Regions from separate parts of the Homo sapiens genome. Here region 2 is linked to region 1. The links are chromatin loops, found by intact Hi-C in ENCODE. Cell type or tissue: Caco-2. All regions are shown on one strand. Each heading gives the region's core, and the rest is flanking DNA. Links, peaks and the distances in the headings are about the cores only.

What was found. A loop is a pair of places that touch in the nucleus more often than their neighbours do. Peaks named below come from ENCODE experiments on the same cell type or tissue, not always from the same donor. Only the 100,000 strongest peaks of a DNase experiment are listed, where the experiment ranks them.
Region 2: it touches region 1 in a loop (2.4-fold over the local background); 6 of 110 quality-filtered maps call a loop at or near these places.

What each region holds. Positions count from the first base shown.
Region 1 is chr5:7,846,939-7,855,271 of GRCh38, forward strand. CFAP90 (cilia and flagella associated protein 90) reads right to left here and starts at 4,195. Exons shown (of 3, transcript NM_001089584.3): 1 at 3,937-4,195. The coding sequence starts at 4,083. It also overlaps a transcript of MTRR not described here. In Caco-2, for the core only: a CTCF peak has its summit at 4,256; DNase peaks (open chromatin) are centred at 3,203, 3,703 and 4,213; H3K4me3 peaks cover 1,987 bases.
Region 2 is chr5:7,760,019-7,768,351 of GRCh38, forward strand. It overlaps ADCY2 (adenylate cyclase 2), which reads left to right. Exons shown (of 25, transcript NM_020546.3): 17 at 6,669-6,788. Among named protein-coding and RNA genes, the nearest start is that of CFAP90, 87 kb to the right of the region's middle. In Caco-2, for the core only: no CTCF peak of the experiment used is centred there; no DNase peak of the experiment used is centred there.

The sequences.
Region 1 (8,333 bases), core at 297-8,296:
TTCACCACGTTGGCTGGGCTGGTCTTGATTGAACTCCTGATCTCAAGTGATCTGCCCTCCTCAGTCTCCTAAAATAGAGCCTGAAATTGTTTACAGTAAATTTAGGTGTAACTGAGTTCTCTAGAAAACCTGTGATGCAGAATTTACCCTCTTTATTCCAAATAGTCTCTAGGTCAGAGAATCAGTTTCTTTGGTCCTGCAGCTGATTAAATCCCAGTTCATATCATCCTGAGGAGTGGATTATTACCATTGGTAGCTATTTGTCAAATGGGCTTCAAAATGCTTTTGTTATTCTTGTTGTTTCGAGGCTGTTTTAATTTAGATGTTAACATTTCTGTAGCATCGTTTTCTTTTGCGTGGTACTAAAGGCCTCAGAACTTGAATTTGTTTGTGACCTCAGTTACCCAAACTGCATGGAAAAAAATTGTTTTTTCAAAAATCCACTTTGCATTAATTTGTTCTAAGTTCCATACCTACCTTCCAGAAGGTAGTGATACATTAGAGCAGGGGTGGGAAACTTTTTCTGTAAAGGGCCAGGTAGTAACTGTTTTGGGCTTTGCAGGTCACATGGTCTCTGCCAAATCTACACAGCTCTCTGCGGTAACCACAGACATGCAAACACATAGGTGTGAGACTATGTTCTAGGAAAACCTTATTTATTAAAATAGGCAACTGGCCAGATTTGGCCAAGGAGCCTTGGTTTACTGACCCCAGCATTAAAGGGGCAGATTTCCAGCCCACTCCCAGCGGACCTCCTTCCAAGTGATGGAGTCCCAGTCACTTCACACTTCAGGCATCTCTCTGCCCTTTGGTTAGTTTGGTCCCAGGAAGGTGGAGACGTTAATTAGACTGGTAAATGCAAGAATGAACTGTGCCTGCCAGGATCAATTTCACCGCCTTTCCCTAGGCAGTAGCTGGCCCACAGGAGATGCAGATTCTGCTCTTTTTCCTGGTGCCCCCATCTTATTTACAGGATCCCTCAAATGGCATTATTACCAATGTTTTTATTCTGTCCAACAGCCAGATGAATTTTATTTCCTTTCAACATAACAGCATAGAACAAGTTAACACAAAAACACTCCTTATTTTTTCCACTGTTTATCTCATGCGGTGCATTACTGCTATGCATTAATCATAAGCTGATTGGCAGTCACATGAGTATTGCATACTTAAAATGTAAAATTCATTTAATAAATGAGATTATGTATAGGTAACAGTTCTTTCAAAACATATTGCTCCCAGGAGGAAAAAAATGAAGTCCCTGGTGGCAATGAGATTGGGAACTTACCATTCCCTCGTGTTTCCCTCCTGTCTTAATATTCAGAGGATAATCGAGCCTGGGAGAACAGGCAAACAGGGCTGCAGAGACAGATCTGATTGCAAATGTCCCTTTTCCCCCTGTCCTTGCATATTGCTCAAAGCCAAGCAGAGAGGAGCTATCAGATACCAGAGATCCTCCTGGGAGCAGGCTGAGGTTTATGGCTGCCGTATTTGTCAGCTGGGGCTGCACAAACTAAGTACCATGGATGACGTGGCTTAACCAACAGAATTCACTGTCTCACAGTACTGGCACCAGAAGTATGGAATCAAGCAGTTGGCTGTGAAGGAATGCCCTGTTCCAGGCCTTTCCCTGAGGCTTGTAGGCAGCTGTCTTCTCCCTGTGTCCCTTTACATCATCCTCCCTGATATGGTTTGGCTGTGTCCCTACCCAAATCTCATCTTGAATTGTAGTTCCCATAATTCCCACATGTCCTGGGAGGGACCGTCTGGAGATAATTGAATCATGGGGGCAGTTCCTCCCATCCTGTTCTCGTGATAGTGAGTTAGTTCTCACAGGACCTGATGGTTTTATAAGGGTCTTGCCTCTTCACTGTGCACTCATTCCTCTTCATGCTGCCACGTGAAGGACATATTTACATCTCCTTCTGCCATGATTATAAGTTTCCTGAGTCCTTCCCAGCCATGCTGAACTGTGAGTCAGTTAAACCTCTTTCCTTTATAAATTACCGAGTCTTGGGTATGTCTTTATTAGCAGTGTGAGAAAGGACTAATACATGCATGTCTGTCTCTATATATCCAAATTTCCCCTTTTCTCAAAGACACCAGTCATACTGGAATAGGGCTCATCCTAGTGGCCTCATTTTATTTTGATTATCTCTGTAAAATTCTATTTCCAAATAAGTTCACATTCTAAGGTACTGGGGATTAAGACTCCAAAACATAAATTTCAAGGGGACACAATTCAACCGACAGCAGTTGTCTAAACTAGAAACACGATTGCTTCTGTTGGTGAGGCTGTCCAAGAGTGCTTACACTTTATGTGTGGCATGCAGGCCAGTGTGTGCTAACCCAGTCAGAAGGGGAATTTATTTAGGGTCTAGGATGGTGGGGGCAGGAGGTGGGGAAAGGAAGGATGCATTTTCTGGGAACACCTTATACACCATAAGGGAACGATCTCCTTCCCCCTAGACACCTGGCTAATCTATATCCCTCTCTACCCACTCAAGCCACCAGGACAGCTAGAATTAGAAAGACCTGTCCCAGTTACGCCTGCAGGCTGAGGGTCCTCAATGAATGCTCCTTTTCAGTAATGACTCCCCTGCCCCTGCATCTTGAGCAAGACAAACCGGGGACATTTAGGAACAATGGTGAGAAGAAAGGAGTAGATGACCCTCAACTGGCTTTGAATTTACTACTTTTCCTGCCTTTGGCCGCTGGTGGGAGATGCAGGGTGCCCAGTGGCCTTCGCAGACTCGCAGATCCCATCCCAGGAAATGCACGGGCCGGTGTGGCCAGGACAGAACAGAGGGACCACTCTCAGTCCAGCCCTCCCTGCAGGCGGCTCGCCAGCTATTCCTTCTGGTCTTCGGTTTGCAGGAGGGCAGAGGGTTTCCCGCGCCCTGGACCATCCGGGCGTAGTCCCGGCAGCAAGGCCTTCTTTCCTTGCTAGCCTGGGCCTGCCGCAGACAGACCCCAGAGGGAGCCGCGCCCAGCCCGCTGGGCGGCCCCGGCTTCCCGCGACCCCCTCCAGACCCTGGGCAGAAAGAGCGCCCTGCTGTCCCGACAGAGCCACTGTGCTTTTGAGGGATCCTGACACCTAGTGGCTCCCGCTCCCTTCTCCGAAGAGCACCGGGTCCTATCTGAGCATTCCCGCGACTCCCAGCCCCTGATCGCAGCTAAGACACCCATTCGCGCACCCGGCTTCTCCCACATCCTCGTCCCAGGGGTTCAGCTGACACTGGTAGTCGCCTGAGCTGTACTCTTTGGGGCCCAGGCGCCTTGGCGGGAGCTCACCCTCCCTGTCTCCCCAGCTGACCCTGCCGCGCCCCCTTCATCTCCGCACGCTCCCACCCGGCCCCCTCCACAGGCTGTCCAGCCCCGCCCCTCGGAACCCACCCCTGGTAGTGAAGCCCTGCCCCCAGGGTCCCTGCCCGAAGGTGCGCTCCTCCTCTAGGGCCCCTCTACTCTGTGAGCTCTGTCCCCGATCCCTAGCGGTGCAGCCCCTCCCAGGGCCCCTCCTCGTTGTGAGCTCCTCTCTCCAGTCCCCGGCGGCGCATCCCTGCCCCCAGGCCCCCTCCCCTAAGGTGAACCCTGCCCCAAGGCCCCAGTCCCTAAGGTGAACCCCGCCCCCAGGCTGCCTCCCCTAAGGTAACCCCGCCCCCAGGCCCCCTCCCCTAAGGTGAGCCCCGCCCCTAGGCCCCCGCCCCTAAGGTGAGCCCCGCCCCCAGGCCCCTTTCCCTAAGGTGAACCCCGCCCCTACGCCCTCCCTCCGAGGGAGAGCCCCGCCCCAAGACCCTTCCGCTGGGGTGATCCCTTCTCCCCCGCCCCTCCGCGGCCGCCCGCCCCTGCCCAGCCGCCCAGCCGCCCAGCCGCCCAGCCGCCCAGCCGCCCAGCCGCCCAGCCTTCCGGTCTCCGCGCCCAGTCCGCGGTCCTCACCCGCGCCGGGCGGTAGTAGTAGCTGTGCTCTTTGGGGTCCAGGCGCCGCGGCGGGATGTAGCTGAAGGCGGACTGCGCCGAGACGGGCGGCGGCCTGGGCTTGCCCCGCAGCGTGGACGCGGTGGTCTCCTCCTCGTCGTCCTCCATGCCGCCACCGTCCAGCGCCCCCGCCTTGGCCGCGGTCCGTCCCGCCCGCCCAGGGGCCCAGTCGGAGTCTGCAGGCCTCAGGTTGCTCAGCGCCAGCGTCTAGCCCGCGTCTGTGTTCGGTCGTTGCCTGGAAACCGCCGCCTGGCGACCCGGAGCTGCCCTGCAGCATTCCCGCTCCAGGGTGGAGCGACCCTCCCCTCCTCCCTCCCGGCCCCTCGACTACACCTGGGGTCTCTCCTTCCTTCCTCCTCGGGAGGAGCCCGACTGGGAGACGCCGCGGGGACTACCCATTTCCAGCCCGCTCACCTTTCCCATGCAGCAGCCCCTGCTTCACTCACTGATCACTCCTTCGCGAGACCATTAGTGACTGAGCACCTAGCGCATGGTGTGTCAGGAGCTGGAGATTGAGCCTTGAACGGAGCAGGCCTTGTCCACAGGAAGCTTACAGTCTGGAGAAGACACATGAAAGACGCGAAGAAGCCAAATGACTTGCCGAGGCTCCAGGGCAGCGCTGTCCAATAGAAACATGATGAGAGCCACGTGTGTCGTTTCTTATTTGACTCAGTAAGTCCAAAACGTTATCATTTCAACAAATGGCACTAGCTGCCTTTCAAGCTCTCGGTGGCCACGTGTGGCTAGCAGTTACAGTATTGGCCAGTGCAGGTGTAAGGCTGCATGAATTTACAGAATCTGGCAGAACTCAGCTGCTGTGGACAGGGCTCTTGCAATCCTTTGCCAGTGTGTTTACGTTGGCCCTTGATCTGAATGCTGGGTCAATACCTGCGTTCCGTTTGTTGAAAATGTGTTAAGCTGTATACTCGTGATTGGTGGGTGTACAGCCAAGAAAAGTTAAAAACAAACAAACAAAAAAAGCCATGATGACCAAGGCTTGGGAAATGCTTTAGCCAGCGTGCCTGGGAAGGCCAGCCTTGCTGAGAAGGTGGTGTTTGAGATGAAGCATAGCGATAATGAGAAGCCAGTTCTGTGAGTCTGGCAATCCCTTCCAAGCCAACTTGGTCCTCTGAGGCAGAGACAATCTTGTGTTTGAATGGCAGCAGGAAGTGGGGTGGTGTGGCCTCATGAAGCCAGAAACTGGTAGGAAGTGAAGGTGAACAGATAGGTGGGGGCCTGATGGAGAGATCTTACAGATGATGGAAGGAGCAGTGCCCTGCCTTCTTCCCCATCCCTGCAACTAGGTAGGAATCTCTTGTCTGCCATTCTGTGATGCAGGCTGGTGGCTTAAGATGCCTCTCTCATTCTGAGGCACCTGGTGATCCACTCTGTAGAGGTCTCCAGAGTTCTAGAGATCCTTCTGGGCAGGATTTAAGACATCCCGGTGCCACCACGCTTTTTCTCTCTCTTTTTATTTATATCTGTCTCTCTCGTGGGTCCCCATGAGCTTCCTGAGAAACCCATGTGCCTTCTTTGTCCCACTAACACATCTTTTTGCTCCATGGCCAGGCAGAACACAAGTCAGCCATGAGTCAAGGGTCAGACACCTGCCCACCATGTCTCTAAGCCCCAGGGGACCTAGCAACCTCATTGGAGCCACTTGGAGAGGGTGACATATCCCTGGTGCTTGGAGATGGAGCACCATCTCTCCTACATGTGAAGCAAAGGAAAAGGGGCTCTTATTTTTCTCCCATGGGCTGAAGTCATGAAAGGCATGACTCATACTTTTTTGCTTTTTTGGCCTCATTAAAGCAGCAGCCAAATATGTTTTTTTTTTTTAAGCCCTTATAATCTACTGCCTCTCTCAACTTCTCTCAATGTCTCCAAATACACAAGAGAGGTCAACTAATGGTCACAAGATTTTGTAAGCTTTGCATTGGTGACCCAGTATCATACTTTGGAAAGTGAAAGTACTTGAAACCAATTATCTTGGGAATTCAGCTAAAACTGAGACCGAGATAATTTCTTAGTAAAAGAAATTAGTAAAGTTTACACAGTTATACAGATGTGAATCTGCTAACTTCAGTTCAGTCGGTGACATTTTGTCATGTCCTAGACCAAGAGCTCTTGAGGGCAAGGCTACCTACATCTTTTTCTTCTTGGATGGAGATATGGTTAGGCTTTGTGTCCCCACCTTAATCTCATCTTGAATTGTAATCCCCATAATCCCCACATGTCAAAGGAGTGACCAAGTGGAGATAATTGAATCCTGGGGGCCATTTCCCCCATGCTGTTCTTGTGATAGTGAATTCTCACAGGATCTGATGGTTTTATAAGGGGCTCCTCCCCTTTTGTTCAGTGCTTCTCCTTCCTGCCACCTTGTGAAGAAGGTGCCTTGCTTCCCCTTTGCTTTCTGCCGTGATTGTAAGTTTCCTGAGGCCACCCCAGCCATACTGAACTGTGAGACAATTAAAACTCTTTCCTTTATGAATTACCCAGTCTCAGGTATTTCTTTATAGCAGCATGAGAACAAACTTATACAGATGGCTCAAGTCAGGCATACAGGCATACAGTAGGAAGTCAAATATTTGAGTCTGAGACAAGGGCCTGAGTTTATTTGGGAGGTAATTCCAGGGAACAGGAGAGAGGGACCAAGAGGAGCAAGAAGCAGGAGAGACACCAAGGATGCACTACCCAGGTCACTGCTGAAGGCAACTGGTGAATGGTCATGAACCTTTCTGAGGGGCCTGGAGAGGCCTTGAAGAATTGCCCCAGAGGATCAACATGGAGGCATGTTTCATCACTTGCTCCTGTCTGCTCGGTGGAGGCTCGCTCCTTCAGTTGTTGACTCCTGAACTTGTACGACCACTGCCCCAGGGCCTCACAGTCTCCCCTGGAGTGTCTTGCCTCCTTGGTGTCCGAGGAGCCCTAGGGCTGACAGCAAAAGACAGGGGCATGTACTGGAGGTGAGATGCTTCTTTCATGAGGTGAGTCATAGCCCCACGGAATGGTCCACCAGAGATGAGGGTGGAATGAGATGTGAGGCCCTGAGGATGCAGGGCAGGTTACCAGAGACAGATGAAACCATGGGCAAGGCAGACTTTGGCAATTTTGATTATTAAGAGGCTTTAGTTCCTTTTTTAAAAATACTCTTTTTAAAAAAGTATTTTCCTATATGATCTTATTATATATTCCCAGGTACATGAGTGGAATACAAGGTCACAGAGTCATACATTTAGGCTCCTCATGTCTGTACTCGTACTCAAAAGTTCTGTGCCGGAGAAGGGGAGGATGAAAGAAGCATAAAAACCCTCCTCTCAAAGGAGGCAAATTAATAGAGTAAGGACACACACTGGGGCTGGGTTAAACATAGTGTATTAGTGAGGGTTCCCTCAAGGGACAGAACTAATAGGATGTATATATATATCTATGTAAAGATATATATTATATATATTTTTTTATATGGGAGTTTATTAAGGAGTATTAACTCACGTGATCACAAGTTCCCTGTATTAGTTCGTTTTCACTCTGCTGATAAAGACATACCCAAGACTGGGATGAAAAGAGGTTTAATTGGACTTAGAGTTCCACATGGCTAGGGAGGCCTCAGAATCATGGCAGGAGATGAAAGGCACTCCTTACATGGTGGCGGCAAGAGAAAATGAGGAAGATGCAAAAGCGGAAACCCCTGATAAAACTATCAGATCTCATGAGACTTATTCCCTACCACGAGAATATGGGGGAACCACCCCCATGATTCAAGCTATCTCCCTCCGGGTCTCTCCCACAACACATGAGAATTATGGAGATTTGGGTCGGGACGTAGAGCCAAACCATATCAGTCCTACAATCGGCCACCTGCAAGCTGAGGAGCAAGGAGGCCAGTCTGAGTCCCAGAGCTGAAGAACTTGGAGTTTGATGTTCAAGGGCAGGAAGCATCTAGCACGGGAGAAAGAGGTAGGCTGGGAGGCTAAGCCAGTCTAGTCTTTCACCTTCTTCTGCCTGCTTTTATATTCTGGCATCATTCCCAAGGCATTCAAGCCAAATTGAAGCAAGTCTCTGGATCTGCCCTTTGGTTTAATAGGAAATGCAGCAGATAGATATAGAAACAAGTTAGACAACACCAAATCAACAGTGTGGGACATTCTACAGGGCAATTGATCTAATTTCTCCAATAACTTAATGACATGAAAACTACGTGAGAAAGAGTAGCAGTTAGAGACATAAGAGACTTCAGTGGTAGAATCTCTAAAAGTCATACGTGGACTTTGGATCCTGATTCAAAAACATCAACAGTTAAAAAATATTTTTGAGATAGTACAGGAAATTTAGAATATAGACTACACATTAAATGATGA
Region 2 (8,333 bases), core at 206-8,205, 87 kb before region 1:
GAGAGGCTTTCTTGAAAGAGCCTTTCTGCAGACACACCACGAGCCACAAGAATGCCTCAGCTCTCTGCATAGGCAATTTCCTGGATACTGCAAGGATGTGAAGAAATCACAGGGAAGGAACCTGGACAGAGAGAGAGGCAGGCAAGGGGCATTGGCCTGAGATGCCAGAAGCATGAGTGTGTTTTCTAAAATGGGTTTTTCGGGCTCGACTTTGTAACCTGCATTTATGCATTAGTCCTGCTCTTCCAAGATCCAGCTCCCCAGGAAAGTGCACTGCCAAGCACCAAGTGGACTTTGGTAGATGAAAGCTGTGAGAGAGACTGGGTCGGAAGTTGACTCCGTAGCCAAGGGGCTGAGGATGAAAGCACACTTGAAGGGCAGCAGGGTGCACAAGCTAAGGTTCCAATTTACTCAGAACCCTTGGGTGACTGACACATGCCCGTAAAATTAAGCCGCCTCCTGGCCCGTCAGGAGTGTGTTCACCATGCATGCAAGCAAATTGAGCACACTTCCTGAGAGTTGACCTTCACTGGCCAGTAGCAGCACATATGAGTTAGGGGACAATACATTTAATATCATATACACACACGTAAGAGTGAGATCATTTTTTCTTTCTCTCATTGTATAAATTTCAGTTGTGGAACATGATGTTTTGATATACATATAAATTGTGAAATGATTACTGCAGGCAAGCAATTTAACACATCCATCACCTTCCACATAGCTTCTTGTGTGTGTGATTAGAGCACCTAAAATCTACTCCCTCAGCAAATCTTAAATACAACAGAATATTATTAACTAAGTCCTCCAGCTGTGCATTAGAAATCCAGATGCATTCATCCCACATGACTGCAGCTTTGTACCCTTTGACCTACATCTCCCCATTTCCTGGCCTCCCCAACACCTGGTAACCACCATTCTACTCTCTGTTTCTGTGTATTCAACTTTGTTTTATTCCACGTATGAGATCATGCAGTATTCATTTTTCTGTACGTGGCTTATTTCACTTAGCATAATGTTCTGCATATCCATCTATGTTGTTGCAAATGACAAGATTTTTCTCTTTTTTAAGGCTGGATAATATTCCATTGTGTATGTGTGTGTATCAAAATTTCTTTTCTTTTCTTTTCTTTTTTTTTTTTTTTTTTTGAGATGGAGTCTCGCCCTGTCACCCAGGCTGGAGTGCAATGGGGTGATCTTGGCTCACTGCAACCTCTGCTTCCCAGGTTCAAATGATTCTCCTGCCTCAGCCCCCTGAGTAGCTGGGATTTCAGGCACCCACCACTACGCCCACCTAATTTTTGTATTTTTAGTAGAGATGCGGTTTCACCATGCTGGCCAGGCTGGTCTTGAACTCCTTACCGCGTGATCCACTGCCTCGGCCTCCCAAAGTGCTGGGATTACAGGTGTGGGCCACCATGCCCAGCCCAAAATTTCTTTATCTAATCATCCATCAATAGATAGATTGTTTCCGTATCTTGGGTGTTATGAATAATGCTAGAATGAACTTTGAGGAGATCTTTGTTTTTTTTCACATGCCCTAGGAAAGTGCCTTCCATTCATTAGTTATTAAATGAAAGAATGAGTGAATGAATAGGTAAGCATACAGCCCTTTAAATAAGAAACGATTTCTTTTCGTAACATCTAGTTTGACCTTATAAAACCAGGATTTATCACCTAATTCTTAAAGACGATATAAATGAGAAACAAATCTGGTTTGGAAGCTAACTCTATTTTGTATAGCATAATTAGTCATGATTGACAGACAGTTCAGTCACTGTCTATAAATGTTTGACAAGCTGATCATTTAGGAGGAGACATTCTTTCAACAGTAGCTACGATCCTTTAGAGAGAGAACACCTGCCTTCAGCAACAGAAATATGTCTTCCAGTGTTGTTTTCCTTCCTCCACAGAAGACACATTAAAAGTATGATGGATGACCCTTGAGGTGTATTTCTTTCTCAAAAATCATTCATCACACTTTTTAATACTTTTAATGTGCCTTCTGCAGATTTTCCACATACCAAGCTGCCTTCTGTAGCAGTAGGAGCAGGAAATAAGCTAAATTACCTTCCCCCACTTTTCCTGTCTATCGATTAAGGGGGAGAAGAAATCAGAGCTGCTCAAGCACTGAATTCCTCCAAGAGTGCAGAAAAATACCATTTGTGTTGATACCTGGTGCCATGAACCACACGGGTGCTCCTCTTGTACTTATGTCAAAGAAAAATCATAAAACTGTAGGAAAGTTGGTGTTAGGTACAGAAAGGAAGTAACATGACCTGGCTGTAGAGCCTTGTTTATAATGTCTTATTAATCACAGAAGAGGCAGGACTTGTCCATGGGGCTCTGCCTCTGGCCACACCTGAGGATCTGCAGATGCCCTGGGCCCCTGAGCTCTGACTGTGTGAGGCAGAGGCAGTGCCCGGGGCCACACACAGGTGGTGCTGATGCAGCACTCAGACTGCCCAGGCAGACAGGCAGGTTAGGAGGGAGCACCTGTGCAGGGTGGTGCAAGGGAAGCATACTCCTGTCACTCATGTCAGGAAGGCGACACCTTCTGCTGAGGATGTGAGTGAAACCTAGTCTTTACCTACATGCAGTTCAATGGTCCCAGGGTTGTTTCCCTTTTTACCTAGTCCCACTTTAACCTGCCCATCCTGGAGCAGTTTCTGGTTAAAGGAGTACAGCTTTTCATGTTTTTCTCCGTATTTTTTTTTTTCTGAACACATTTTCCAGACTGATGGAGCCCCATCCCCAAGTAGTATTTCTATTTCTCAGTTGTTAACCCAGTGAGACTAATCCAGGCATCGGACTCACATTTCAGCAAGAATAACAGTTATTTGTGTTGGTGGAGTGGGGGGCTGTGGGCGCGCATATGCTTTAAGTCACGGGGAAGAACATTTAATTTGCTCTCAGAAAACTTCATCGTTTTAAAGACATAGCCTCAATCATGTCCTCATGTATAGCACCTATGATTTTTTTTAAGTTTTCCCTTTGAGACAGAGGAAGAGTGCTTTCATTTTCTTTGTTTTTTTTGTTTGTTTGTTTGTTTGTTTGTTTGTTTTTCTGTTTCTAATGTATTTTTTTTTTTCCGAGACGGAGTCTCGTTCTGTCGCCCAGGCTGGAGTGCAGTGGCGGGATCTCGGCTCACTGCAAGCTCCGCCTCCCGGGTTCACGCCATTCTGCCTCTGCGTCCCGCGTAGCTGGGACTACAGGCGCCCGCCACCACGCCCGGCCAATTTTTTGTATTTTTTAGTAGAGACGGGGTTTCACCATGTTAGCCAAGATGGTCTCGATCTCCTGACCTCGTGATCCACCCACCTCGGCCTCCCAAAGTGCTGGGATGACAGGCGTGAGCCACCGCGCCCGGCCTCTAATGTATTTTTTAATTATGTAAAATATATATAAATAAGGTATATTATTGAACAATTTTTAAACATACAATTTAGTAACATTAAGTACATTTGCAATGTTGCGCGACCATCACTACCATCTATCTCCAGAGCGCTTTTCATTTTCCCTACAGCAACTGTGTCTCCATGAAACACTCACTCCCCATCCTCCCTCTCCCCAGCCCCAGGTCACCATTGTGCTGCTTCCTATTTCTATGAATTTGCCTATTCTAGGGACCTCACATGAGTGGAGTCACACAATATCTGTCCCTCTGTGTCTGGCTCCTTGCCCCTGGCATCGTGCCCTCGGGTGTTCCTTTTCTTCTGGAAGCCCCAGTCCCTCTGCAGCCGGTGAGCCTTGGTTTGCCCTGCGTTTTTCCAGCCAGTGGCAAGCAGCCCTTATTAATTGCCTCTCTGTCATCGCTTGCCATGACTCTGTACCTCAAAGGGGAGAGATGCATTAGGAGTAACATGTGACGGCTTGAGGCTGCCCTGACCTGTCCCTGCTGTTGACTGGGTGGATGGGCTGGTTCATCCCGAGGCTCCACGTCAATTTCCAGTCACTGATATTTATTCCCAGCCTGCATTTTAATGACCCTTACAAAAGCCAGGGTCAACGGGAACAGTGTGTTCAGAGAACTGGCTTTTTAAATCTCATTACTCATTGGTATTGAATGCCAAAATGTCCAAGTCAGTTTTATTTCCAATGAATTGTGCGATTTTAACAGGATATCTTAAACACTTGATGTTTATCCATGTGATACCAACACCTCAATCAAAAGTGGAGAAAAACAATTGGTTGTCCATGCTTGTTTCATACGTAGTGTTTTTTCCATCTTAGTCTCCAGCTAGCTGTTGAGAATCACATATGAGTGGCCGAATGTGCTGCCATTTTATTCCTGACATTTTGAGAATGTTGTCACTTGATTCCTCACAGCATTTTGCAATTTCTTCTGAGAAATTTCCAAGAAATTTATTATAAGTAAAGCATATATAAATCTGTGAGCCACCCAGACAAGGAGTTAGCCATAGTTAACTATAGTCTAGTCAGGTAGACTTCTAATTCCAACCAAATGACAAACACAATGATGTCATCAGGCATAAAACAATACTAAAGCACCTGTTCACAATTTAATGTGATTCGAAAAATGTAATTCTGATATGTTTTAAATTGCCTGAGAAATGTAAAATTTGCAAGTAAACTAAAAATATGCAGTGTTCATTAGCATTTTATTTAGGATGTTTTGAACAGATTGATGACATCATTGTCCCAATTGTGACAAAGGATGTGGAAAATTAAATTGGGTCCAGAGAAGAGCTGCCTAAATCATTATGATGCTAAAAATATTTTCAGTGGAGAAAGTTGGGGCAGTTTTACCTGGAGGGAAGGTGGGCAAGGGATTAGTAACTCTCTTGAGTATTTGACTGGCTACAATTAGGGAATGACATGAGTTTGTTACTTTAAAATGCAAAGAAGACGGAGGAAGGGAAGCTGATTCAAAATTGTAGTATGATTTTAGACAGAATGAAGAGTTTCTTGAATTTACGGGTAGTTGATATTAATAAATACTAGAAAGACATAGCAGAAGTGGGTTAGGAAACGTTGTGTGTAGTGATTGGAGTTTTCTCTTGTACTTTAAGTTCAACCATCATATTTATTGCAAAACCTCCTTGCAAGACACATTTTTCACAAAGTAAACTACTCATTCATTGTATGTCAAGAATGCAACACTTCATTTTACCTAGTTTTTTGCCTATAGGTGATATATAATCAAGAAGTTTTTGTTAATTATTTTAAGATCCTTGGCACTTAAGACTAGTAACCCACCAAGCTAAACAATCTCCTTTTGTTTGCCATTTATTGATTTTTTAATATTTAAATCAATTGAATTTTTGGTCTATCAAATCTAAATCTAAATCTGTACCCTTTTGGAGCCTGATGTTTGCCAAGCAATTATTCCATTCGTATAAGTTTTTCCAAAATGTTAGCACATTTGTAGTTCAGCCAGGGATGTGATGATTTTTACAAGTTCTTTCATCATACATAAAGAAATCTACTACGTTTCTTTGATGCTTAAATCAGCATTTTGCCAAATTTAGTCAAATGATATAACGGCAGAAATACCGTATCTCGTATCTCTATTGACTGTGAGAGGAATGTTCCCAAGAATAGACTAAGTAAATGTCTTCTTATCTGTCCAAATAAATTAGTTTAGGTATTTGACAAGAACTATGCAATCCAGAGAAATAACTCCACAGAAACAAACAAAAGCAACCATAGAAACTATAGGGAAATTTTACTTTTTAAACCTTGAATATGTATGGTTAACCCTATGCAGAAAACACAAGCTGTTTAATAGGTTTATGGATGAGATTAATTTCTTTCAGTAAAAGGAATGGGCTGAAGTCATGAGTCTCTGGTTTGTTTCCAGAACATTCCTCTGACCCTTAGCCACATGACAGAAAAGTGGCTGATCCGTGGGTATTTAGTCTGTGTGCAGCTTCTGTAGGACAGACAGCGAGCGAGCGAGAGAGAGAGAGAGGATGAGAGAGAGAAAAAGAGAGATACACATTTCTACTGCCTTGCTAACAGGTTGATACTGTCCTTCTGATGCTTATATTGGTGACCATTACATAAGAGCTAATTATTTTCTCAGCATTACCTTTTTTGTTTTTTTAGTTTAAATCCCCTTTCCAGCAGTCCAGAGAACATCCATCCTTTTAAATTTTTCACCCCTTATGATTCTGAGTTGCCAGGCACTCACAAATAATAGATACAAATGTCGAGGCTGGTGATTGCATTTTGCCCATAAAATTAATTTTCATTCTAAACATCAAAAATTCATAGGACTGTATTGACTCATTTAATGTTTGAGCCAAGATGGCAAAGATACTGGGGGGAAAAAAGCATTCCGAAGGCTCCGATTTGATGGTAGAGAGTTGAATGTATATATGGTGATATTGGCTTCAAAGGTGATATCGGTTTCAAATGTAATTCTAACCACGCCCTCTGCCCAGAGCTTTGTGTACTTTTAATTTACTGTTTGATAAAGGCGCCTCCAATTCCTTTAATGTGAATTTTGAAGTTCTGGAATTCTCTATTGAATGTATAGAACAATAAATTGTTAATTACTTATTCAATAGAAATTCCCGAGTCCACATAAACAATCCTGTTTACTGTGCATAAGGAACACAGAATTCATAAAGTTAGCACCCACCTGCTAGTTATTTAATCTAATTTACATTAATTCATTGAAAAAAACCTTCTCTTTGCAGTTTTTCCTGAGTGACTCAGAGGAAACAATCCCTCCAACTGCCAACACAACAAACACAAGCTTTTCAGCCTCAAATAATCAGGTGGCGATTCTGCGTGCGCAGAATTTATTTTTCCTCCCGGTAAGAACATTGCAATTATGACTGCTTTGGTGGCTCTCCTGTATGCTCGTAGTCTGTATAACATATATCCTTTAGTCTCAGATCTGTTCTAGACTTTGCATTTCCTCTCTGGTATCAATCCCTGAGTGGTTCTGAATTTACAAATGTCAGCCTCTGCTAGAAGTCTGGGCCCTTGGGAACTGGCTACACTTATATCTGAAAACTTACAATGTTATTGTCATGCTTTCACCAGTAATGTTTCCTTCTTCTCTTAACCACTACAGCATTTCTAGCATATTTCCTACCATATGGCATTCAATTATAAGGCACTATGTTTCTGGGTTTCTTACTTAGAGACATTGCTAATTGTTCCAGTGAATTAATATTATCCCCCTTAAAGCTGTGATAAAACTGCCCACATCTCATTATCTTCCCTCTTCTTTGGCAACATACGTTGCTGAGTGATTCTGTTCCCTAGTAATTCTTGCTAACTGACTCATCTTAACCAGTGTCACAAAGGACCTAGGTTAAAACTTCAAAACTTATTAACACATTAGTCTTCTAAGTGGAGAGTTAGGTCAGTTATTTACTGCTTAACAACTTTGTCCTTCCATAAATCGTTTGTGGAAAAAAAAAAAGTTTTGCTACTCTCCTTTGCACTTTCCAAATAATTATCTGAAAGTAGTGCAGATTATGCTCGTTTAGTTTCCGTGTCAAATAATGGGTTTTGACAATGCTAAGGGAACTATTTTGGGGACTGAAATTGGTAATTTAATATGTACGCTTTCAAAATTCCTTACCAAAAATTTTAACTCCGTTAGCTTTGGCAATAGAGTGGATTTATTTCCTATTCCTCCTTCTCTGATTTGCTTCCTTGATATTTTGCTCTGGTCCTTTTTCCCTTCCCATCATTTAATTTCTTGGGAAGCTCACAGCTCCATGCACAGATAGAAGTGGCTTCTGGGCCAGGCGGGGTGGCTCACACCTGTAATCTCAGCACTTTGGGAGTCCGAGGCAGGCAGATCACGAGGTCAGGAGATCAAGACCATCCTGCCTAACACGGTGAAACCCCGTCTCTACTAAAAATAAAAAAAAATTAGCCGGATGTGGTGGCAGGTGCCTATAGTCCCAGCTACTTGGGAGACTGAGGCAGGATAATGGCATGAACCTGGGAGGCAGAGCTTGCAGTAAGCCAAGATCGTGCCACTGCACTCCAGCCTGGGCGACAGAGTGAGATTCTGTCTCAAAAAGAAAAAAAAAAAGAAGTGGCTTCTGGTGTTCTTTCCTGGAGGCTTCTGAGGCCTTGACTAGGTCATGGGCAAAATGACCAAGGTCCAAAAGCAATGTCCCCTTGGGCTTGGGAAGAGGGGGGTGCTATAGGTTCATCCCCTACCCAGAAGATCCTGCGCTTCAAATTAGGTGTTATCATAAACTCCAGTAAGGGCTAGGCGTTGCCTTCTCTATTTAGTTATGTGAAAAGTGAAAAGCTAGAGTCATTGTGAGAGTTTATTGACTGTAATCTCACTGTGGGCCATTTGTGGGCCATTTGGAGCTCTCTTTTTTAGA